Linked DNA regions of Homo sapiens: region 2 is linked to region 1. Evidence: read pairs that join two places in POLR2A ChIA-PET (ENCODE). Cell type or tissue: A673. All regions are shown on one strand. Links, peaks and the distances in the headings refer to the core of each region. The heading gives the core; the rest is flanking DNA. Region 1 has its middle 6.6 kb from the start of BPTF. Region 2 has its middle 10 kb from the start of SNORA38B.

Evidence for each region. Peaks named below come from ENCODE experiments on the same cell type or tissue, not always from the same donor. Only the 100,000 strongest peaks of a DNase experiment are listed, where the experiment ranks them.
Region 2: POLR2A ChIA-PET joins it to region 1 with 12 read pairs; 5 of 35 experiments call an interaction of 5 or more read pairs at or near these places.

Annotation. Positions count from the first base shown.
Region 1 is chr17:67,812,826-67,824,987 of GRCh38, reverse strand. No RefSeq gene overlaps it. Among named protein-coding and RNA genes, the nearest start is that of BPTF, 6.6 kb to the left of the region's middle. RefSeq lists an enhancer at 1-237. In A673, for the core only: no CTCF peak of the experiment used is centred there; no DNase peak of the experiment used is centred there.
Region 2 is chr17:67,744,910-67,757,071 of GRCh38, reverse strand. No RefSeq gene overlaps it. Among named protein-coding and RNA genes, the nearest start is that of SNORA38B, 10 kb to the right of the region's middle. RefSeq lists silencers at 3,765-4,059, 9,545-9,839 and enhancers at 3,876-4,655, 4,656-5,435. In A673, for the core only: no CTCF peak of the experiment used is centred there; no DNase peak of the experiment used is centred there; H3K27ac peaks cover 1,140 bases.

The DNA.
Region 1 (12,162 bases), core at 2,654-10,653:
ACAGAGAGACAAGCCCCCTGAACTTAGGAAACTCTGAAGCATGGAGCTGGAGTCCAGAAAATGACTCCAATGACAACTGCTCCGGATCTGTGCCAGGAGCCACGCCCCGGGCTGCCACGCCCGGAGGGAGGGGCGCCCTAAGACCTGTAGCGTGGAATCCGCACTGGGAAAGCCTCAGTAAACTCCAGAACGCAACTACTGCACGTTCCAATGTCCCGCCACCTTCCCAGTGCCCCAGCTAGGACTTCGATCACCTCAGCAAGAACTTACCTCTCCTTTGCAGTGGAAAAGAGGGAATCCTGCCTAAAACCTACTTCACGGTGTTAAATGTTTGTATTATCGGGAAATAACCTTAATTTATTGACCTGACAAGTCACTAGGTTTCAGCTTAGCCCAAAGGACGAATCATGATGACATTTCAGGCACCCTCAAACCTTATCACAGCGACTCAACCCTGAGTGGTTGAGGTCAGCTCTTTAGATAAGAGAAAGGTGTTATAAACATATGAATATTTATTGAGAGAAGTGACAACCGAAAAGTAATTTAAAGAAAAATAGTTGGCCGGGCGTGGTAGCTCACACCTGCAATCCCAGTCCTTTGAGAGGCCAAGGCCGGATGATAGCTTGAGGTCAAGAGTTCAAGACCAGCCTGGGCAACATAGCAGGACCTCGTCTTTAGAAAAAATTTGAAAAATTAGCCGGGCATGGTGGTGTGCACCTGTGGTCCCAGCTAGCGAGAGGCTGAGGTGGGAGGATTGCTTGAGCCTGGGAGGTGGATGTTGCAGTGAGCCGTGATTGCACCACTGCACTCCAGCTTGGGTGACAGAGCAAGACCCTGTCTCAATTTTTTTTAAAAAAGATGCTGGGCGCGGTGGCTCACGCCTGTAATCCCAGCACTTTGGGAGGCTGAGGAGGGCGGATCACCAGGGCAGGAGTTTGAGACCAGCCTGGCCAATATGGTGAAACCCCATCTCTACTAAAAATGCAAAAGTTCTGTACTAAAAATACAAAAGTTAGCCAGGCGTGGTGGTGCGTGCCTGTAGTCCCAGCTACTCCAGAGGCTGAGGCAGAAGAATCGCTTGAGCCTGGGAGGTGGAGGTTGCAGTGAGCCGAGATCGCACCACTGCACTCCAGCCTGGCAACAAAGCAAGACTCCGTCTCAAAAAAATAAAAATAAAAATATCTAACAGAATTCTGCATACCAAATGGCTTATTTCAGTCTTGTTAGGAAAATGGAACACATATGTGAAATGAAAATTAAAATACAAGCACTAATTGCCAGAGAAATGCATTCAATACAATTTGGTCGAGCTCTAAGGGTGACAAATGTGTATATGTCTCCAGGGACCAGGTAAGTAATGTAAGTCAATAAAGTAGGCAAGATGAAGACCTAGGCCAATGGAGGTGCCCATATTTTGTTTGAAGAGGGTGGTCAGGCACGGTGGCTCAGGCCTGTAATCCCAGCACTTGAGGAGGCCAGGTGGGCGGATCACTTGAGCCCAGGAGTTCGAGATTATCCTGGGCAACATGGTGAAATCCTGTCTACTAAAAATACAAAAATTAGCTGGGCATGGTGGCTCATGCGTGTAATCCCAACTACTTGGGAAGCGGACAGGAGAATCGCTTAAACCCAGGAGGCAGAGGCTGCAGTGAGCCAAGATCGTGCCACTGGACTCCAGTCTGGGTGACACAGCAAGACTCTATCTCAAAAAAAAAAAAAAGGTAGTGAGGAACTGAGAATTTTATTTGGAGACACAAAAATTGAAACCTTAAATATGCATATCCCAGCGATCTTGGTTCACTGCAAACTCCTAAGCTCAAGCAATCCACCCGCCTCCCTCCCAAAGTGCTGGGATTACAAGCTACAGCCACTGTGCCCAGCCACCCTCTTTAAACAAAATACGGGGCCAGGGCCGGGCGTGGTGGCTCATGCCTGTAATCCCAGCACTTTGGGAGGCAAAGGCAGGCAGATCACTTGAGGGCGGAAGTTCGAGACCAGCCTGGTCAACATGGTGAAACCCTGTCTCTACTAAAAACTAGCCAGGTGTGATGGAGCACCGGTAGTCCCAGCTATTTGTAAGACTGAGGCAGGAGAATCGCTTAACCTGGGAGGTGGAGGTTGTAGTGAGTGCAGATCACACCACTGCACTCCAGCCTGGGCAACAGAGCGAAAGTCTGTCTAAAAAAAAAAAAGCGGGGGGCACTTCCATTGGCCAAGTCCTCATCTTCCCCTACTTTGTTGACTTTCATTACTTACCTGGTTCCTGGAGGCATATACAGATTTGTCACCCATAGTGCTCAACCAAATTATATTGAATACATTTATTTGGCAATTAGTGCTTGTATTTTTTCATTTCACATATGTGTTATATTTTCCTATCTAGATTGAAATAAGCCACCAGGCGCAGTGGCTCATGCCTGTAATCCCAGCACTTTGGAAGGATGAGGCGGGCGGATCACCTGAGGTCAGGGGTTCGAGATCAGCCTGACCAACATGGTACAACCCCATCTCTACTAAAAATACAAAAATTAGCTGGACGTGGTGGCACTTGCCTGTAATCCCAGCTACTCTGGAGGCTGAGACAGGAGAATCGCTTGAACCCAGGAGACGGAGGTTGCAGTGAGCCAAGATCGCACCACTGTACTCCAGCCTGGGCGACAAAGTGAGACTCTGTCTCAAAAAAAGAAAAAAGAAATAAGCCATTTGGTGGACAGAATCAGAATCCTGTTAGGTTTCCTTTCTTTTCTTTCTTTCTTTTTAAATTTTGAGACGGGGTTTTGCTCTGTCACCCAGGCTAGAGTGAAGTGATGCAATCGCAGCTCACTGCAACGTCCACCTCCCAGGCTCAAGCAATCCTCTCACCTCAGCCTCCCGGGCAGCTGGGACCACAGGCGCGCACCACCATGCCCAGCTAATTTTCAAATTTTTTCTAGAGACAAGGTCCCACTATGTTGCGCGGGCTGGTCTCGAACTCCTGGCCTCAAGCTATTCTCTGGCCTCGGTCTCTCAAAGGGCTGGGATTGAAGGTGTGAGCCACCATGCCCAGACAACTATTTTTCTTTAAATTACTTTTTGGTAGTCATTTATTTCAATAAATATTAATATATGTTTATATTGCACTCCAGCATGTGTGACAGAGCAGGACCCTGTCTCAGAACAAAACACTACAGATTGATAAAAATATAAGCAGTCTTGGCCCGGTGTGGTGGCTCACACCTGTAATCCCAACACTATGGGAGTCTAGGGTGGGTTGATCACCTGAGGTCAGGAGTTTGAGACCATTCTGGCCAACATGGTGAAACCCCGTCTCCACTAAAAGTACAAAAATTAGCTGGGCGTGGCGCTGTGCACCTGCAATCCCAGCTACTAGGGAGGCAGGAGAATTGCTTGAACCCAGGAGGTGGAGGTTGCAGTCAGCCGAGATCGTGCCACTGCACTCTAGCCTGGACGACACAGCAAGACTCCATCTCAAAAAAGAAAAAATAAATAAAAAATAGGCAGTTTGGATATAGCCCAGAGTCTACTAGTTTGCAATGTATATCCTACATAGTGTGTAAAATGCTATGTACTGCCAGGTGCGGTGGCTCATACCTGTAATCCCAGCACTTTGGAAGGCTGAGGTGAGAGGATCACTTGAGCCCAGTAGTTTGAGGCAACATAGTGAGATCCCCAGCTCTAAAATTAAATAAGTATGCTATGTATTATAGGGAATACAAAGATATTAGAAGTGGGAATACCCTTCAAAATTTATAATTGAATAGTAAAGCAAAATTATTTACAAAAAGTGTACAATAGATGGAATGAGAGGTGTTTTGCATAACTTTTTTTTTTTTTTTTCAAGAAATGGTCTCGCTCTGTCACCCAGGCTGGAGTGCAGTGGCGCGATCTTGGCTCACTGCAACCTCCACCTGCCGGGCTCAAGCCATCCACCCACCTCAGCCTCCTGAGTAACTGGGACTGCAGGTGGCTGCCACCTTGCCCAGCTAATTTTGTATTTTTTTTTAGTAGAGACAGGGTTTCGCCATGTTGGCCAGGCTGGTCTTCAACTCCTGACCACAAGTGATCTGCCCGCCTCAGCCTCCCAAAGTGCTAGGATTATAGGCACGAGCCACTGCGCCCAGCCTACGACATGTCTTCTTGGGGAAGGGAGCGCTACTGGACATTTTTTGGCTAAGTGGAACAAATACTCAGTTCCTGACAAGCTGCACAGGTATGTGGTCACCTGGCTTTCAATCTTTGCTGGGGCCCAGGAGCAAAGTAAGACCAGTTTCCAGAAAGAATATTTATTAGCCAAAGAGAGCAAGGCTTTGATCCAAAACCCTAAGCACAACCATAGGATGCTCCTTTGCAGGGTTTTCATGCGCCCTTCATACAGCACCCCAGTATGTGGTTGTCCAGAGAGTGCTGTTGGGTACATTGGGTCATGAGGACCAATTAGCAGAAGTCCTTGCACCACAGCCTGGACCTGCTGAAGAATCTTCTCTTGCTCTGCCTTGTGGCTCAATGTTAGCAAGGCCTCAGGTCACTCTGAAAATGGGTTAAGGCAGCACAAACAAACGTGGTATATATAGTCTTCTTCTTCTTCTTTTTTTTTTTTTTTTTGAGACGGAGTCTCACTCTGTCACGTAGGCTAGAGTGCAGTGGCGTAACCTTGGCTCACTGCAACCTCTGCCTTCTGGGTTCAAGTGATTCTCCTGCCTCAGCCTCCTAAGTAACTGGGATTCGAGGCACACAGCTAATTTTTGTATTTTTAGTAGAGACGGGGTTTTACCATGTTGGCCAGGCTGGTCTCAAACTCCTGACCTCAGGTGATCCACCTGCCTCAGCCTCCCAAAGAGCTGGGATTACAGGCATGAGCCACCATGCCCAGCCTTGTATATCTAGTCTTCTAAATCCAAAGAGAGCCACCAAGCATCCAGTACTGTCAAATGAAATCACCCCATCCATAGTCCTTGACTTCTTTTTTTTTTTTTTTGAGATTGACTTTTGCTCTTGTTGCCCAGGCCGGAGTGCAATGGCGCAATCTCAGCTCACCGCAACCTCCGCCTCCTGGGTTCAAGCGATTCTCCTGCCTCAGCCTCCAGAGAACTTCATTACATCTGTTATATGTCCCTTAGCTATGGCCAGTCTTCAAGACTTGCCTTGAAGTCCAGGTGGCATGGGTGATTTTGTTAAAATCTTTTGCCATTGATTGCAAACACTGTGCTCCAAACAATGTCAAATTGGCTGTCAGAGTCTCATTCTGTATTACTAGATACATATTTTCTACCATTGGCCGCAGAAGACTAGAGTGAGAGTTACAGACCACTCCCATTCCATTTCCCTGAGCATCTACGGCCTACCACCACTCTGGTACCAATTTCTTTATTGGTTTTTTTTTTTTTTTTTGAGACGGAGTCTTGCTCTATCACCCAGGCTGGAGTGCAGTGGCATGATCTTGGCTCACTGCAACCTCTACCTCCTGGGTTCAAGCGATTCTCCTGCGTCAGCCTCCCAAGCAGCTAGGACTACAGGTGTAAGTCACCACTCCCGGCTAATTTTTTTTGTATTTTTAGTAAAGACGGGGTATCACCATGTTAGCCAAGCTGGTCTCAAACTCCTGACCTTGTGATTCACCCACCTCAGCCTCCCAAAGTGTTGAGATTACAGGCGTGAGCCACCGCGCCCGGCAAATGTGAGCCTTTTATGGCACTTGTCTTTTTTTTTTTGAGATGGAGTCTGGCTCTGATGCCCAGGCTAGAGTGCAGTGGCATGATCTCGGCTCACTGTAACCTCTGCATCCCGGGTTCAAGTGATTCTCCTGCCTCAGCCTCCTGAGTAGCTGGGATTACAGGCACATGCCATCATGCCCGGCTAATTTTTGTATTTTTAATAGAGTTGGGGTTTCACCATGTTGGCCAGGCTGGTCTCAAACTCCTGACCTCAGGTGACCTGCCCACCTTGGCCTCCCAAAGTGCTGAGATTACAGACGTGAGCCACCATGCCTGGCCTATCGGTTGAGTTCTTGATGGCAAGCAACAGAACCATTGCCTACTTCAAGCTCACAGAATCTCTGATAGTGCCCAAGAATGAGGCTCTGAGACTTTGCAGCCAACAAGTGTCCAAAATCAGGCTATAGAATTGGACCAGTGAGGACAGCATGATGGCAGCTGCCTGGCAGAAAGCCCAGCTTGTCCTGGTAAAGCATCAATCCAGGGCCACTGCTTCACAGCTGTTCTGGCTTCCAGCTAAAAGGCTGCGCTGGGTGTGCCTGAGTGCAGGGTCTAGCAGCAGGAGGGACCATGATGGCAAGTGCCTGGCATCTTAGTTCCCATAGTGGGTTACAGGCTACATATAATGTGAAGGGTTCCTTAAACCTGGGAGGGAGTTCAGATTGGATGGAATATGACAGGCTAGGTGTGGTGGCTCACACCTGTAATCCCAGCACTTTGAGTGGCTGAGGTGGGAAGAACACTTGAGTCCAGGAGTTTGAGGCTGCAGTGAGCTATGATTGTGCCTCTACATTCCAGCAGTCTGGGCAACTAAGCAAGCCCTTGTCTCAAAAAAAAAAAAAAAAAAAACGAAAAACGAAAAACAAACAAAAAAAAACAGCCACGCAGAGAGAAACCAACCTGATATGATTTAAACTTAGATGAGTTGGGTAATGTGTCACACATCTGCAGTTAAGGCTCAGAAAGTCAGAGGACAGGAACTGATTTATGAAGGAAGTGATTAGCTCTGTGACGTCAGATGGGTCAATCAACCCTGACCGAGCCCCAGTTTGCTCACAAATCAGTTAAGGGGGCTGGGTTAGAACCAGACTTTCCAATACTTTCCACATATATAGCACCCAATGAAAATTAGCAGGGGATATGGAATGTGGTTTAAAACATTTCTTTAAAGAATACAATTGGAATAAAAACAAAATATATATGGAGAAGATATTAAATATTGCATTTGTAACACTTTCCCCAAAAAAGCCCTCTTTTTTTTAATGAGAAATTTGAACTTAAATCCGTATACCTAACTTTTTATTCTGTTTTGCACTCTAAATAGCTCATGTAAGGTAAGTCCTGATTGAGTCTCTTTAACTGATCTGTTTCTTTTTATCTTTCTTTCTTTCTTTTTTTTTTTTTTTAGAAATGGGATCTCATGGCCGAGCGCGGTGGTTCACACCTGCAGTCCTAGCACTTTGGGAGGCCAAGGTGGGCGGATCACAAGGTCAGGAGTTCAAGACCAGCCTGGCCAACATGGTGAAACCCCATCTCTACTGAAAAAAAAAAAATACAAAAATTAGCCAGGCGTGGTGGTAGCGCACTCCTGTAATCCCAGCTGCTGGGGAGGCTGAGGCAGGCGACTCGCTTGACCCCAGGAGGCGGAGGTTGCAGTGAGCCGAGATCACGCCATTGCACTCCAGCCTGGGTGACAGAGCGAGACTCCATCTCAAAAAAAAAAAAAAGAAATAGGAAATGGGATCTCACTCTGTCACCCAGGCTGGAGTGAGTGATGCAGTCACACCTCTCTGCAGCCTCAAACTCCTGGGCTTAATGCATCCTCTCACCTCACCTTCCCAAGTAGCAGGGATTGTAGGCTTGAGCCACCACCCCTGGTGCGTGATCTCCTTAAATGACAAGAAACCATTTGCAACTGTATGTGCTAAAATAATTTAAGCCATCTTTTATAACCAAACATTCACAACAGTGGAAATGATATTTAAGTTATATTTAAAGCTCTTTTGTTTCTTTCATTGACAAATGTCCTTAGAACTTAGAATATTCCGGCTGGGCGCAGTGGCTCACGCCTGTAATCCCAGCACTTTGGGAGGCCGAGGCGGGCGGATCACCTGAGGTCAAGAGTTCGAGACCAGCCTCAACATGGAGAAACCCCGTCTCTACTAAAAATACAAAATTAGCCGGGCGTGGTGGTGCATACCTGTAATTCCAGTTACTGTGGAGGCTGAGGCAGGAGAATTGCTTGAACCCGGGAGGCGGAGGTTGCAGTGAGCTGAGATCGTGCCATTGCACTCCAGCCTGGGCAACAAGAGCGAAACTCCGTCTCAAAAAAAAAAAAAAAAAAAAAAGAACTTAGAATATTCCTTCTGGATTTTAGATCTAATCAAACTTGCCATAGCGAGTATTTCAAAATCATGATGAGGTTCCAGTTGACAGAACACAAATGCATTATTAGGACAATCACTTCACAGCCTGGACATCATTTGTGGTATATTGGCCAAAATTATCCAATACAAACGTATGTGAAGACAGAGTTTCTAAGCTGCCTGCCCCAGAATTCCCAACCCCCATCTCTTAATTAATTAATTAATTAATTATTATTATTATTCTTAGAGATGAAGTCTGGCTCTGTTGCCCAGGCTGGAGTGCAGTGGCGTGATCTCAGCTCACTGCGACCTCCGCCTCCTGGGTTCAAGCGATTCTTCTGCCTCAGCCTCGTGAGTAGCTGGGACTACAGGCACAAGCCACCACGCCCGGCTAATTTTTGTATTTTTAGTAGAGACGAGGTTTCACCATGTTGGCCAGGCTGATCTCGAATTTCTGACCTCAAGTGATCCGCCTGCCTCAGCCTCCCAAAGTGCTGGGATTATAGGCATGAGCCACCGCACCCAGCCCTCATCTCTTTCTCTCCTCTCTCTCTCTCACACACGTACACACACACACACACACACACACACACACACACACACACTCTGACACCTTCCTGCACATTGGATCGTTCCTTATACTTCTTGGGCTCCTGAGATAAACTCTTCTAGCATCTTCGTGGGTCCCTTGTCTACGCAGGCAATAATGTGCTATGCAACTGAATGCCAATGGTGGGCTCCTGCCCACCATCAGACCCCACCCTCTTAAGCCCGTCAGGGGATGAGGTTGTCATGAACAAAGTGGATCAGAGGCTGCGTACACCCTGAGAGCTTGGAGGATGAATATCTATCCCCACCCACCTCTTATCCTATTCACTGTGTATCAGTCTATAGCTCTCCAATCAGGAAGGTCTAGATTAGATCATCTCTAAGGTTCCTTCCAATACTGATCTCTATGATTATGATCTGGCTATTGCTCCTATTTAAGTGCGCTGAATTTGGGTTATTGACAAGATAATGAGGTGGAAATGTCCAAGAGACAGTTTGAAATGTAGACTGGGCTGAACGAAGTGGCTCACACCTGTAATCCCAGTACTTTGGGAGGCCAAGACGGCAAGATCACTTGAGGTCAGGAGTTCTAGACCAGCCTGGGCAAAATGGTGAGACCCCCTCTCTACAAAAAGTATAAAAATGAGCCAGGTGTAGTGGCACGTGTCTGTAGTCCCAGCTACTCAGGAGGCTGAGGTGGGAGGATCACCTGAACCCAGGAGGCAGAAGTTGCAGTGAGCCAAAATCACACTGCTTGCACTCCAGCCTAGGTGACAGAGTAAGACCCTGTCTCAAAAAAAAAAAAAAAAAAAAAAAAGGAAAAAGAAAGAAAAAAATGTAGACTGAAGCTCTGGAAGGATTGAAGCTGGGGGTATAAATTGGGAACCAGTCTCATTGAGATGAAAATTGCAGCCAGCAGACTATTTATCTATTTATTTTGAGACAGAGTCTCACTCTGTCACACAGGCTGGAGTACAGTGGCGCAATCTTGGCTCATTGCAACCTCCGCCTCCCTGGTTCAAGCAATTCTCCCGCCTCAGCCTCCCCAGGGGGCTGAGATTACAGGCATGCGCCACCATGCCCAGCTAATTTTTGTATTTTTAGTAGAGATGGGGTTTCACCATGTTGGCCAGGCTGGTCTCAAACACCTGACCTCAAGGGATCCACCCCCTTTGGCCTCCCAAAGTACTAGGATTACAGGCATGAGCCATTGTGCCCAGCCTCAGACTAAACTATTATAAAAGAGAAAGCAGAGAGACTAAGAGCACCTCATATATACCCTGGGGAATCACCTACATTTCAGAGCTGGAAGGAGAGAAGGAGTGGTCTACTTGATGATATGAAGCATGATCAATCAGTATCACTACTAGCTTTAGGGTGAAGGCATAGCCAAATTGGAAACTGGACAAATTTCAGAAACTATGCACCAAAACTTACAAACCTCAAATCCTAGTTTTCTTCCTATCTCTTTGGCCACTCCCGTTAGTCCTCAGCTTCTTTTTTGTTTTTCTTTTTTTTAGACAGAGTCTTGCTCTGTTGCACAGGCAGGAGCACAATGGTGCAATCTCTCCTCACTGCAAGCTCCGCCTCCTGGGTTCACGCCATTCTCCTGCCTCAGCCTCTCAAGTAGCTGGGACTACAGGCACCCGCCACCATGCCCGGCTAATTTTTTTGTATTTTTTTAGTAGACATGGGGTTTCACTGTGTTAACCGGGATGGTCTCGATCTCCTGACCTCGTGATCCACCCGTCTCGGCCTCCCAAAGTGCTGTGATTACAGGCGTGAGCCACCACGCATGGCCCACACCCAGCTAATTTTTGTATTTTTAGTAGAGACGGGGGTTTCACCTTGTTGGCCAGGGTGGTCTTGAACTCCTGACCTCAGGTGATCCGCCTGCCTCAGCCTCCCAATGTGCTGGGATTACAGGTGTGAGCCTGTAATTTGTATTTATTTATTTACTTGAGACAAGGTCTTGCTCTGTCGCCCTGGCTGGAGTGCAGTGGCGTGATCATGGCTCACTGCAATCTCAACTTTCTGGGTTCAAGCAATCCCCCCACCTTAGCTTCCTGAGTAGCTGGAACTACAGGCTCTCACTACCACACCTGGCTACTTTTTTTATTTTTAATAGAGACAGGTTTTGCCATGTTGGCCAGGCTGGTCTCGAACTCCTGGCCTCAAGTGATCTGCCTGCCTCGGCCTCCCAAATGCTGGGATTACAGGTGTAAGCCACTAGGCCCGGCCTCAGTTTCTTTAATGGACTGACTTACCTCCGCAGATTGGCTCAAATGTCATTACCCTCAGGCTTCTCTCCTGTTTACAGGTCTCTTGGACCACCCAGTCCAGTCTCATGATACTTGCCACCCAATATGCTCATGTTTCCCAAACCAGCAACTCTTGTCTAGACCCACGCTCTAATTAGCTGTTTCTCAAGCAACGTTTTGACTGGTTTTGTTTTTGTTTTTGTTTTTTTGCTTCCCTGGTACCTGGGATAAAAGTCCCCTGAATTAAAACATGAATATTCACCTCACCCAGTCCTCTGGGAGGTTCACCAGTCCCTGTTTTGGGAAGAATGGAGCTGAGCTCTAGCTGAGAAAAAAAACTCCATTCGGTGATCTAAAAATTTTGCAGCTTGGAAGTGCAAAAAAAAAAAATTGCAGCTTTGCACAGTGAGTCAGGGTGACCAACTTCTCCTAGTTTGCCAAAGAGTTTCCCAGTTTTAGTACTAAAAGTCCCAAATCCCAGGAAACCTCTCAGTCCCAGGCAAACCGGGTGGTTTGGTCAACCCCACAGGGAGGTGTTCTTTATGAGGCGTGGCAAGGGTGAAGGCTTGGCAAAGGGTGGCTGTGCCCATCAAACACAGACAGTTTATGAATACTTGAGTGGGTGGGACATACACTTTTAACTATTCCCTAGGGCCCCCAGCGCCTTCGCAGAGGTCCAGAAGAGCAGGTGGGGGCAATGGGGCAGTGAAATTTGGGTAAAAGGCTAATGTGACCTCATTTAAAACCGCAGGCTGGAGAGGCCCAGGGACTTTGGGTATCTATTTGCATAGCCAAGATCACACCAGATTCACATTTTATCTAGTACTTTTTGTATCTGTGACTCTGCCAGACATTGTTACAGTTTAACAGCTACATAATACTCCATCAAGAGAATATTTAGACTGGGCGTGGTGGCTCACACCTGTAATCCTGGCCTTTTTGGGAGGCCGAGGCGGATAGATCACTTGAGATCAGGAGTTTGAGACAAGGCTGGCCAACATGACAAACCCCATCTCTACTAAAAATACAAAAATTAGCCACATGTGGTGGCTCATGCCTATAGTCCCAGCTACTCGGGAGGCTGTGGCACAAGAATTGCTTGAACCCATAAGGTGGAGGTTACAGTGAGTTGAGATTGCACTCCAGCCCGGGCGATAAAGTGAGACTCTGTCTCAAAAAAAAAAAAAGAAGAAGAAGAAGAGGATTTTCAGTTTGTTCCAGAAATGTTCCTATTATAAATACATCTTTGTGCTTAAAGTTTTTTCTTTTCCTATA
Region 2 (12,162 bases), core at 3,119-11,118, 68 kb after region 1:
TCGGCTAATTTTTGTATTTTTAGTAGACACAGGGTTTCGCCATGTTGGCCAGCCTGGTCTCAAACTCCTGACGTCAAGTGATCCACCTGCCTTGGCCTTCCAAAGTGGCGAAACCCGCCATCTCTACTAGAAATACAAAAATTAGCCGGGTGTTGTCACATGTGCTACTTGGGAGCTGAGGCACAAGCCAACTACTTGGGAGGCTGAGGCACAAGAATTGCTTGAACCCAGTGGGGTGGAGATTGCAGTGAGCCAAGATTGCATCACTTCACTCCAGCCTGGGTAACAGAGCAAGACTTCATCTCAAAAAAAAAAAAAAAAAAAATTGAGTCTCTGAAATAAACTGACAATGGATATATTAATAGGAGAAAAATCATTTTAATTACCTTCTTGTGCAGGTGAGTCCCAAAATATAAGACTGTAGCTACTGAAAGCAATAGAGGGGCCTGTGGCTTCTGGGGGAGTAGTGGTGACAAGTTATGAGAGGGTGAGGAGAGGAAATGCATGGTGAGCAGAGGTTGTCTTGTTATGCAGATAAAAGATCTCGCAGGTAATAGAAGTTCTCTTGCAGCAGCCCTCAGAAGAACAGGTGATAGTCTGTGATGAACTCTAGGTGTGGGGTCAACCTTCAGTCTCTCCTATGATACAGTTAATCTTCTCTTGTTGATGAGACTCCTAGGGAGGGGATTCATGACAATTCTATTCCTTCTAGAAAGTCTATCTGTAATTGCCCAATGGGTTCTTCCTGCCTGCTGCCTGGAAAAGCCAATACAATGAGAACAGCAGGAGTGTTACAGCAGAGAAAGAATTTAATGATTGCAAGGCAGCCGAGTGGAAGGACAGCAGATAATTCTCAATCCACTCCTCTGAGAATTCAGAGGCTGGGATTTTTCAAGAATTGTTTGGCGAGCAGGGGGCTAGGGAACAGGTAATGCTGACTGGTTGGGTCTGCAATGAAATCACAGGGGGTTGAAGGTGTCTTCTTGCCCTGAGTCAGTTCCAGAGTGGGGTGGCAGGACTGGTTGAGTCAGTTTCTTGGTATAGGTTACTGGTTCAGGTGGTGCTAGCTGGTCCATCAGAATGCAAGGTCTGAAAAATACCTCAGGCTGGGCACGGTGGCTCACGCCTGTAATCCCAGCACTTTGGGAGGCCGAGGTGGGTGGATCAGGAGGTCAGGAGATCAAGACCATCCTGGCTAACATGGTGAAACCCCGTCTCTACTAAAAAAACAAAAAATTAGCCGGGCGTGGTGGTGGGCACCTATAGTCCCAGCTACTCAGGAGGCTGAGGCAGGAGAATGGCATGAACCCGGGAGGCGGAGCTTGCAGTGAGCCGAGATTGCGCCACTGCACTCCAGCCTGGGTGACACAGCGAGACTCAATCTCAAAAAAAAAAAAAAAGGAAAAATACCTCAAATACCACACTTAGGTTTTATCATAATGATGTTATCTATAGGAGCAATTGGGGGGTGGGTTACAAATCTGGTCACCTCTGGCAACATGACTCCTGAACTGTAATTCCAACCTTGTGGCCAATTTGTTAGATTTACAAAGGTGGTTTCGGTCCCACAGCAAATAGGGGATTCATTTTGGGAAGGAACTGTTAATCATCTTTTAAAGTGAAACTGTAAACTAAACTTCCATAGTTAGCTTGGCCTAGGCCCATGAATGAGCAAAAAGTTAGCTTGTGAGGTTAGAAGCAAGATGAAGGCACTATGTCAGATTTATCTCACTGTCATAATTTTTGCAAAGGCAGTTTCATGTCTTTAGGCAGACAAGGGAAATTCAGAGAGACCCCTTCTTGTGTTTTAGGGAAGAGGTTGTGAGCAGGAGATCAGAGAGACCTTGGTTCTGAGGTTGCCTCCAGTCTCCATTAGTTCAAAATACTCAGCATGCCAAAGTGCCATATTTTTTTTTTTTTTTTTTTGAGATGGAGTCTCACCCTTTCACCCAGGCTGGAGGCTGGAGTGCAATGGCACAATCTCGGCTCACTGCAACCTCCGCCTCCTGGGTTCAAGTGATTCTGCTGCCTCAGCCTCCCAAGTAGCTGAGATTACAGGTGCATGCCATCATGCCCGGCTAATTTTTTGTGTCTTTAGTAGAGACGGGGTTTCACCATGTTAGCCAGGCTGGTCTCAAACTCCTGACCTTGTGATCAGCCCACCTCGGCCTCCCAAAGTGTGGGGATTACGCGCCCAGCCCAAAGCGCCATACTTTAGTGCATCACTTCCTGAGCCCATAGCTTAGAGCAGGTAGAGCAAGGCTCAGAGCACAAGAAGGAGAGGAGGTAGGGTGGCGAGATCATGCAGTGCTCTGTGGGCCTTAGTCAGGAATTTGGATTGTAGTTTTTGTTTTTTTTTTTTTTTAGACAAGGTCTAGCTCTATTGCCCAGGCTGGAGTGCAGTGGTGCAATCACGGCTCACTGCATCCTCCACCTCCAGGGTACAAGTGATCCTCCCACCTCAGCCTCCCTAGTAGCTGGGACCACGGGCGCATGCCACCACACTTGGCTAATTTTTTGTAGAGACAGGGTTTTGCCATGTTGCCCAGGCTGGTCTCGAACTCCTGACCTCAAGCAATCCACCCACCTCCGCCTCCCAAAGCACAGCTTATGGGCATAAGCCACCATTCCCGGCCCTGGCTTCTATTTTAAGACCGCAACAAGAAGTCATTAAACCTTTTTTAGAAAAAAAAATGGTAAAATTCACAAAACAAAAGTTGCCATTTTAATGTGTACAATTCAGTGATATTTAGTACACTCAATGTTGTGCAACTATCATCATTATCCAGTTCCAGAACCTTTTCCTCACCCCAGAAGGAAAACCCCAAACCCTTTCAGCAGTCACTCCCCATCCTTCCCCGACCCACCGCCTGCCCGCTGCAGCCCCAGCCCCTGGCAACCCCTAACCTGCTTTCTGTCTCTATGAATTTGCCTCTTCTGAACATTTCATACAACTAGAGTCATACAACACACAGCCTTTTTAAACTGGCTTCTTTCATTCAGCGTCATGTTTTCTAGATTCATCCATGTTATAGCATGGATCAGTACGTGGAAACTTTTTATTTATTGAATTAATTAATTTTTATTTATTTATTTATTTATTTTTTTAGACAGAGTCTCACTCTGTCACCCAGGCTGGAGTGCAGTGGTGCAATCTCGGCTCACTGCAACCTCCGCCTCCAGGGTTCAAGTGAGTCTCATGCCTCATCCTCTCAAGCAGCTGGGACTACAGGTTTGCGCCATCACGCCCAGCTAATTTTTTGTATTTTTAGTAGAGATGGGGTTTTACCATGTCGGCCAGGCTGGTCTCAAACTCCTGGCCTCAGGTGATCTGTCCACCCTGGCCTCCCAAAGTGCTGGGATTATAGGCATGAGCCAGTGTGCCGAGCCTTAGTTTTTCTTTCTTTATTTTTTGTAGAGATGGGGTCTCCCTATGTTGCCCGTGCTGGTCATAAACTTCTGGCCTCAAGGGATCCTCCTGCTTTAGCCTCCCAAAGTGCTGTGATTACAGACATGACCCACCATGCCTCGCCAGAACTTTTTTGTTTTTCAATTTTTGTTTGTTTTTCTTTCTTTATGCACCGCTAAGAGTAGTATGAGGAAACTTTTTAAAGGGCATGTGAACTGATACGATTTATGTTTTAGGATCATCTGCTGTGAGAAGAATATTCTAATAGGAGAGAAGCCAGAGGGAAAGCAGGCAGTCAGTTGGGGGCTGCTGCAGTGGGGAGGGCGAGAGATGCTGGAGAACGGGTCGGTGGCCACAGTGGAAATGGAGCAGGGAATGGGGCACCAGCCGTTCCAAGCACCAGCACCGGAGTGGACTCCATGTGGGGCTTGCAGCTGGACCAGACATGCTGCACCTGGGAAATATCTCACAGGGAAGGTGCACAGGAATTGCTGATGGATGAGGGATTCGAGAAGTGAGGTGCCAAGTACCCAGGAAGTCCAAGGTGGGATTGAGGAGGGGAACAGAAGTGGGGGAAAATTGGCCGGACGCAGGGGCGCACGCCTGTAATCCCAGCACTTTGGGAGGCTAAGGTGGGTGGATCACCTGAGGTCGGAAGTTCAAGACCAGCCTGGCCAACATACTGAAACTCCATCTCTACCAAAAATACAAAAATTAGCTGGGTGTGGTGGTGCATGCCTGTAATCCCAGCTACCCAGGAGAATGAGGCAGGAGAATCTCTTGAACCCGGGAGGCGGAGGTTGTGGTGAGCCAAGATCATGCCATTGCACTCCAGCCTGGGCAACAGGAGCGAAACTATGTCTCAAAAAAAAAAAAAAAAAAAAAAAGTGGGGGGAAAATCCAGAATTCCATTTTGAGTACATTAAGCTTGAGATATCTAATCAAAAATGTTAATCAGGCAGTGGAAATTCAAATTTAGGAATTAGTGGGGAAGTCAGAGCTAGAGATAAAAATTTAAGGATCACTAGCCAGAAGATTGAGTTTAAATCCAGGAGAATATGTATTGAATTATATGCATTATAATAAAGCTATTTCCACCCTCAAGGGTGACCAAGAATAAGAGGTCTGTAAATCTATTACTTCTCGGCTCCTAGCAAAAAGCAGAATATTCTGCATTTGAATGAGTAATCAGCATTCACAAAGACATCCACAGAGGACTATATTCAGAGCCCATAGCCCCATTCCACACACCTCTTTGCATTTCTATTGCTGCTACAGTTAATCAGCCCAACAACAAGGTAACACTCACCCATTGTGTAAGTAAAAGAAATTTTGCCTTTCAATAAGGAAACCAGGGCTGGGCACAGTGGCTTATGCCTGTAATCCCAGCATTTTGGAAGGCTGAGGTGGGCGGATCACGAGGTCAAGAGATTGAGACCATCCTGGCCAACATGGTGAAACCCCATCTCTACTAAAAAATACAAAAATTAGCTGGGCATGGTGGCATGCACCTGTAGTCCTGGCTACTCGGGAGGCTGAGGCAGGAGAATCGCTTGAACCTGGGAGGCAGAGGCTGCAGTGAGCCAAGATTGCGCCACTACACTCTGGCATGGTGACAGAGCGAGACTGTCTCAAAAAAAAAAAAAAGAAAAGAAAAGAAAACCAACAAAGTGGGTCAGGCTCCTGTTCATTGAGGACACTTAACATCAAAGAAATCAAACTCTTTTATTTTTTTTGAGACAGGCTCTCACTCTGTCACACAGGCTGGAGTGTGGTGGCATGCCACTCTCTGCAGCCTGGAACTCCTGGGCTCATGCCATCTTCCCACCTCAGCCTCCCAAGTGGCTGGGACTACAGGTAGGCACCACTGGGACCAGCTAATTTTTTATTTTTTGTAGAGACGGGGTTACCCAGGCTGGTCTCAAACTCCTGTGCTCAAGAGATCCTCCCACCTTTGATGCAGGATTTTTCTTAGTCACTTTGCCAGCTGGAGATTTCCAGCTGGCAACTCCCCTGCCCAGGCCTTGCTCAGGCCTGGGCTTGCTGCAGGAGACACCCTGTCTACTCAGCCTGCTGGGCTGCACCTGGCTTGCACTCCAGTGCAGGTCCCATAGCTGCCACTACTGTGTGCTTAGCCCCTGGCAGGACGGGGTGTGTGAGTGAGGGAGTGTGGGGTCTGGCTGGCCGTTCCAAGTGCTGGCAGGGGAATGGGCTCCATGTGGGGCTTGTAGCTGGACCAGGCATGTCACAAGTGACTCCCATGGTGGACTCTGGCATCCAGAGGAGGGGAACACGGTGGCACCCAGGCAGGGGTGCCCATGACCCTGAAGCCCCAGAGGGGGTGTTACGGCATGCAAATTAGCTCTTTTAGTCCCTTTGTCCGCAGCCTGATGGACAATGCCATGTTAACAACACCATCAGTCCTGTTGCCCTGCTCTGGCCCAAGGCTCCAGGGCTGGCTTGGCCCTGCTGCTGCTTCCCATCACATGAGGCAGCTGCTCTCCACTGGTGGAGGGTGTACAGCCTTCTTTGTACCCGTGCTTGGTGGGTCCCAAGTTCTTATCCCCTGTCCAAGAAGAATGAGGTTATACTGACAATAAAGGGTGACGAGGGTGGAGAAGAATTTTAGTGAGTGACAAAACAGCTCTCAGTAGAGACGGGATGTGAGGGTGGTCCCCTACTCAAAGTCAGGTGGTCTCTCACTCAGTGTGGCTGGGTCTGGGGCTTTTATGTGCTCAGAATAGGGAGTGCTGATTGGTTTGTGGGTAAGCAAAAAAAGGCTAAAACAAAGGCACCACTCAAAGGTGGGCACGACAGTGTAATACACCAATTAGGGAAGGGTATATACATGTAAAACAGGTGCAGGGTGGGGATCAATCAGAGGAAAGTGTGCCAAACAGGAAGACAGTTTCCCAATCCAGTCTGTGGACTTACCCAGGACTTGTAGCTAGGCTTTAAACTGTCTTTGGCTTGAAGTTTGGGTTTCACTGGGGATCTGCCCCTGTCTGCCTAGGGTTTGTCTGCCTCCTGCTGCTATCACCTTGGCATCCCAAAGTACTGTGATTACAGGCCTGAGCCACCATGCCTGGCCAACTTTTGCTTTAATGGAAGGAAAAAAATATTCACAATGTGTTTTCCAGTAAAATAATTTTTCCTTTTTGTTTTTGGTGTACAACATAATCTTTTGATATATATATACCTTGTGGAATGGCTAAATCAAGCTAATTAACATAAATATTACCTCACATACTTATTTTTGCCTGTGGTAGAATACTCAACATTTATTCTCTTAGCAATTTTCGTGTATATAATCTATTAACCATAATCACCATAGATTTTGAAATTGCCTTTGCAGAAATTATAGTAGTAATGGAAGTCTGACATAACTGACTCCATCTTGCTTCTACCAGACTAAGTTGCTTTTGGTCATTCCATTTTTTTTTTTTTTCTTTTTGAGACAGAGTCTTGCTCTGTCACCCAGTCTGGAGTGCAGTGGCGGAATCTCAGCTCACTGCAACCTCTGCCTCCCATGTTCAAGCGATCTCCTGCCTCAGCCTCCTGAGCAGCTGAGATTACAGGTGCCCACCACCACACCGGCAAATTTTTGTATTTTTAGTAGAGATGAGGTTTCACCAAGTTGGCCAGGCTGGTGCTTTTGCTTATTTTTATGCAGAGGCCATAATAGTCCTTCCCTTGAACTAATCTCCTTTGTTCAAAAATTGAAACCAGCCAGGCATGGTGGCTCACGCCTGTAATCCCAGCACTTTGGGAGGCCGAAGCGAGTGGATCATGAGGTCAGGAGTTCGAGACCAGCCTGGCCAACATAGTGAAACTCCATCTCTATTAAAAATACAAAAATTAGCCAGGCATGGTGACACACGCCTGTAGTCCCAGCTACTCAGGAGGCTGAGGTGGGAGAATCACTTGAACCTGGGAGGCGGAGGTTGTGGTGAGCCAAGATCGTGCCACTGCACTCCAGCCTGGGCAACAGAGTGAGACTCTTGTCTCAAAAAAAAAAAAAAAAAAAAAGAAATTGAAACTGAGGCTGGGCATGGGGGTTCACACCTGTAATCTCAGCACTTTGGGAGTCCAAGGCAGGCAGATTACCTTGTCAGGAGTTCGAGACCAGCCTGGCCAATATGACAAAACCCCATCTCTACTAAAAATACAAAAATGAGCTGGACATGGTGGTGCATGCCTGAAATCCCCACCACTTGAGAGGCTGAGGAATGAGAATCACTTGAACCCAGAAGGTGGAGGTTGCAATAAGCCGAGATCACGCCACGGTACCCTTAGCCTGGGTTACAAACCGAGACCTGGTTAAAAAAAAAAAAAAAAGATAACTGTTGAAGCTGGGCGATATGTATGGTATTTGTTAAACTCTTTTTTTTTTTATGTTTGGAGTTGTCTATAATAAAAAGAAAAAGAAGGAACCTACACAAGTTTAAAATACATAATCAGTCTCTGTGAGCTAAAATTTTGTTGACTTTTTGCAGTTTTGTGTTTGTGTCCACCTTTCCTAGGTTTATTATACTATTTTATTGTACATGTCTCTTTGTGAAAGAGGCAATGCATAAATAAAAAGCCTATACCAAAGCTAATAGAAGACTTAAACTTCCTGATTTTCCTAAGGGAATCATGCACTAAACTTGAAAATAGTGCAAACTGAATTCTGTAGAGTATGCTGTTGCATATTATAAGCTATTGTCCAACCCAGTAATGTAAAGTAAAGAAATGGTGCATGTGGTCTATGCAAATCCAAGAACATTTTCTTCAAGTTTATTGTTCTCTAAGTGAATCTTATTTTATTGAGATAGTCTCACTTTGTTGCCCAGGCTGGAATGTAGTGGTGCTATCTCGGCTCACTGCAAACTCTGCTTCCCGGGTTCAAGCAATTCTTGTGGCTCAGCCTCCTGAGTAGCTGAGATTACAGGCATGTGCCACCACGCCCAGCTAATTTTTGTATTTTTTGTAGAGATGGAGTTTCGCCATGTTGGCCAGGCTGGTCTCGAATTTCTGGCCTCAAGTGATCTGCCTGCCTCGGCCTTCCCAAGGGCTGGGATTACAGGTGTAAGCCACTGCGCAAGCCCAAGTTTATTTTACTTCTTTCCTTTTTTTTTGTTTTTTGAGACAGGGTCTTGCTTTGTTACCCAAGCTGGAGTACAGTGGCACAAACATGGCTCACTATAGCCTCAACCTCCTGGGCTCAAACGATCATCTCATGTCAGCCCAAGTAGCTGGGACTACAGGCACGTACCAACACAACCAGCTAATTTTTAAATTTTTGTAGAGACAGGGTCTCCCCATGTTACCCGACTACTGTGGTAGTTACATTTCCTGAGCTTAAGTGATCTCCCTGCCTCAGCCTCCCGAAGTGCTTGGATTACAGGCATGAGCCACTGTGCCCTGTTGGTCCAAATTCATTTTGAAGTAATATAAAACATCTGTATATTAACTATCCCTTACCTGGTGTATAACCAAACAAACCAGAAGAAATAGATGCTGTCAGCTCTGTGGTCTGAACGTATTAAACAAAGCATAACAAATTTGGCACTGACAACCCAAAGCATATGAATTCATCCAGAGATGAAAAGTAGCCAAGGATAATTAGGTTCACATGAAATTAAATTTAGACAAGAATTTCAATTTGTCAATTTACAGGGATTATGCCAATTTAGGAAACTGTAATTACCTCTCATATAGAGCCTCCCCATCCTGGTATTTGTGTTTCTGGGAGAGTAAATCAGTGTCAGTTGCTTGGCAAGTATGGAATTAGAGGGAAGATACTTCCAAGAAAAAAGAATTTCATTTTGGCAACAATGTGCAACTACCAGAAAGATCCCCTCCTCCTTCCTTCAGCTATGAAAGACATTACTGGGACAACTGTGGAAATCAGAATATAGACTGTAATCACTCTAGAGAACAATACTCCATTAATATAAATTTTCTGAATTTGATCGTTGTATTGTGGTCATGCAGAAGATGCCCTTGTTTTAGAGGATTAAGCTGAAGTATTTATGGGATTAAGCTGAAGTGTCTGGATGTCTGCAAATAACTCTCCAGTGGTTTAGGAACGAAAGAAAAAATACAGAGATTAGCAAAGCAAACATGATAAAATGTTACCAATTGGTAAATTTAGATGAAGGGTATATGGGTGTTGTTTTTGCTTGCAATTTTTTTTTAAGATTAAACTGTTCAAAAAAGAACTGGATATATGATCCAGAATGAACTCAACCATAATGATGTCACCAACAATTACAAAGAAGGCTAAGGAGGCAAAAAGCAAATAAATGCCGCATGTTAAGTAGTAATAACCCGTTAGCCCACATTTCCTTCGGAAAACAGATAAGGTTCATAAGAGGAAGTCATTTCCTTTTTTTATTTTTGAGACAGAGTTTCACTCTTGTCACCCAGGCTGGAGTACAATGGCACGATCTTGGCTCACTGCAACCTCCACCTCCTGGGTTAAATGATTCTCCCGCCTCAGCCTCCCAAGTAGCTGCAATTACAGGCGCACGCCAACAGGCCCGGATAATTTTTGGATTTTTAGTAGAGACAGGGTTCCACTATGTTGGCCAAGCTGGTCTCGAACTCCTGACCTCAAGTGATCTGCCCACCTCAGGCTCCCAAAGTGCTGGGATTACAGCCGTGAGCCACCGCGCCCGGTCAAAAGTCATTTTCTAGATGGAACTTCAGTTTAAAGAACAATTCTTTTATTGTTATATAGATGTAGTATATATTATATAATCAGAAATAAATCTGAGATATATAGTGTTATATGGCCTAGAGGAAGAAGACACACTGCCTATATATGATGAACATGGATAATTTACTTTCCAAGAAAAGGAACTATAGCAAACCGTCAGAATTTTACTCTGTAGTTAGATAAAATCTATTATTCAAAGACTTTATTCACTAACCATAACACCTGTTATGTCCCAGTGGACCTAGGCTTAGTCCTTGCCTTGAAGAACAGCCTATCAGAGTGTCTGCATATCTTTTTAAAATCCTAGTTTACTTTTAGTAATTTAGATTGCAGGTAACCTAGAAATAATTTATAACTACTATTTAAAGGCAATTATGCCCGGGTGCAGTGGCTCACACCTGTAATCCCAGCACTTTGGGAGGCCGAGGCAGGTGGCCTAACTCACTTTAGGCCAGGAGTTCGAGACCAGCTTGGCCAACATGGGGAAAGACTGTCTCTACTAAAAATACAAACATTAGCCGGGCATGGTGGCATATGCCTGTAATCTCAGTTACTTGGGAGGCTGAGGCATGAGAATCACATAAACCTGGGAAGCAGAGGTTGCAGTGAGTTGAGATCGCACCACTGCACTCCAGCCTGGGCGAGAGAGTGAGGCTCTGTCTCAAAAACAAAATGAAATAAAGGCAGTTACAATTTTCTACTCTAATTAAAATGGCATATAATTCTGAAAACCATAATACAGTTTATAGTCTTGTTTGTGGTAGTTACATTTCGTCAAGTATCTGATTCCTTACCATGTAAGTTATTTTTCAATGCAGAAGCCAGTCTTTAAGTACAAAATTAAATCAAAAGTCATGAAGAGTAAAATGTCAATCTATGAACTGACTGCCTCTGCATTTCAGTTGTTTATCTTCTTTTTACTGGCTAAGAGTTCACAGATCAATGAGACTTGTCTCTTTAATTATGGGTTCTTAGATATAAAATAAGAATCCACTACGCTAAAGCTCAAAATTCTTATAAAGAAAAGCTTAGGAACTCATAATTTTATATTATCTGGATGTCTGCAGATAATTCTTAAATGGTTCAGCAAAAAAAGATAAAAAGGTGGGGCCGGGCGTGGTGGCTCACGCCTGTAATCCCAGCACTTTGGAAGGCCAAGAAGGGCAGATCACCTGAGGTCAGGAGTTGCAGGCCAGCATGGCCAACATGGTGAAACCCTGTCTCTACTAAAAATACAAAAATTAGCTGGGTGTGGTGAGGCATGTCTGTAATTCCAGCTACTCGGGAGGCTGAGGCAGGAAAATTCCTTGAACCTGGGAGGCAGAGCAAGACTCCATCTGAAAAAAATGATAAATAGGCCGGGTGCGGTGGCTCATGCCTGTAATCCCAGCACTTTGGGAGGCCGAGGTGGGTGGATCACGAGGTCAAGAGATTAAGACCATCCTGGCTAACACAGTGAAGCCCCATCTCAACTAAAAATACAAAACAAATTAGCCGGACCTGGTGGCAGGTGCCTCTAGTCCCAGCTACCCAGGAGGCTGGGGCAGGAGAATGGCATGAACCCGGGAAGCAGAGCTTGCAGACTCCGTCTCAAAAAAGAAATAAATAAATAAATAAATAAATAAATAAATAAATAAATGAAATAAATAAAAAGGGGATATGCACCATGGAGACCGTATTTTTCATTTCTGCTAAGTACTGTATTACCGCTGAGCAAAAGGTCCCATTACATAAAGAGAACATGGTTTTTTTTTTTTTTTTTAAGGAGTTTCACTCTTGTTGCCCAGGCTGGAGTGCAATGGCGCGATCTTGGCTCACAGCAACCTTCACCTCCCAGGTTCAAGCGATTCTCCTGCCTTAGCCTCCCCGAGTAGCTGGGATTATAGGGATGCGCCACCATGCCTGGCTAATTTTTTTGTATTTTAGTAGAGACGGGGTTTCTCTATGTTGGTCAGGCTGGTCTCGAACTTCTGACCTCAGGTGATCTGCCCGCCTCAGCCTCCCAAAGTACTGGGATTACAGGCGTGAGCCACCGCACCCGGCCGAT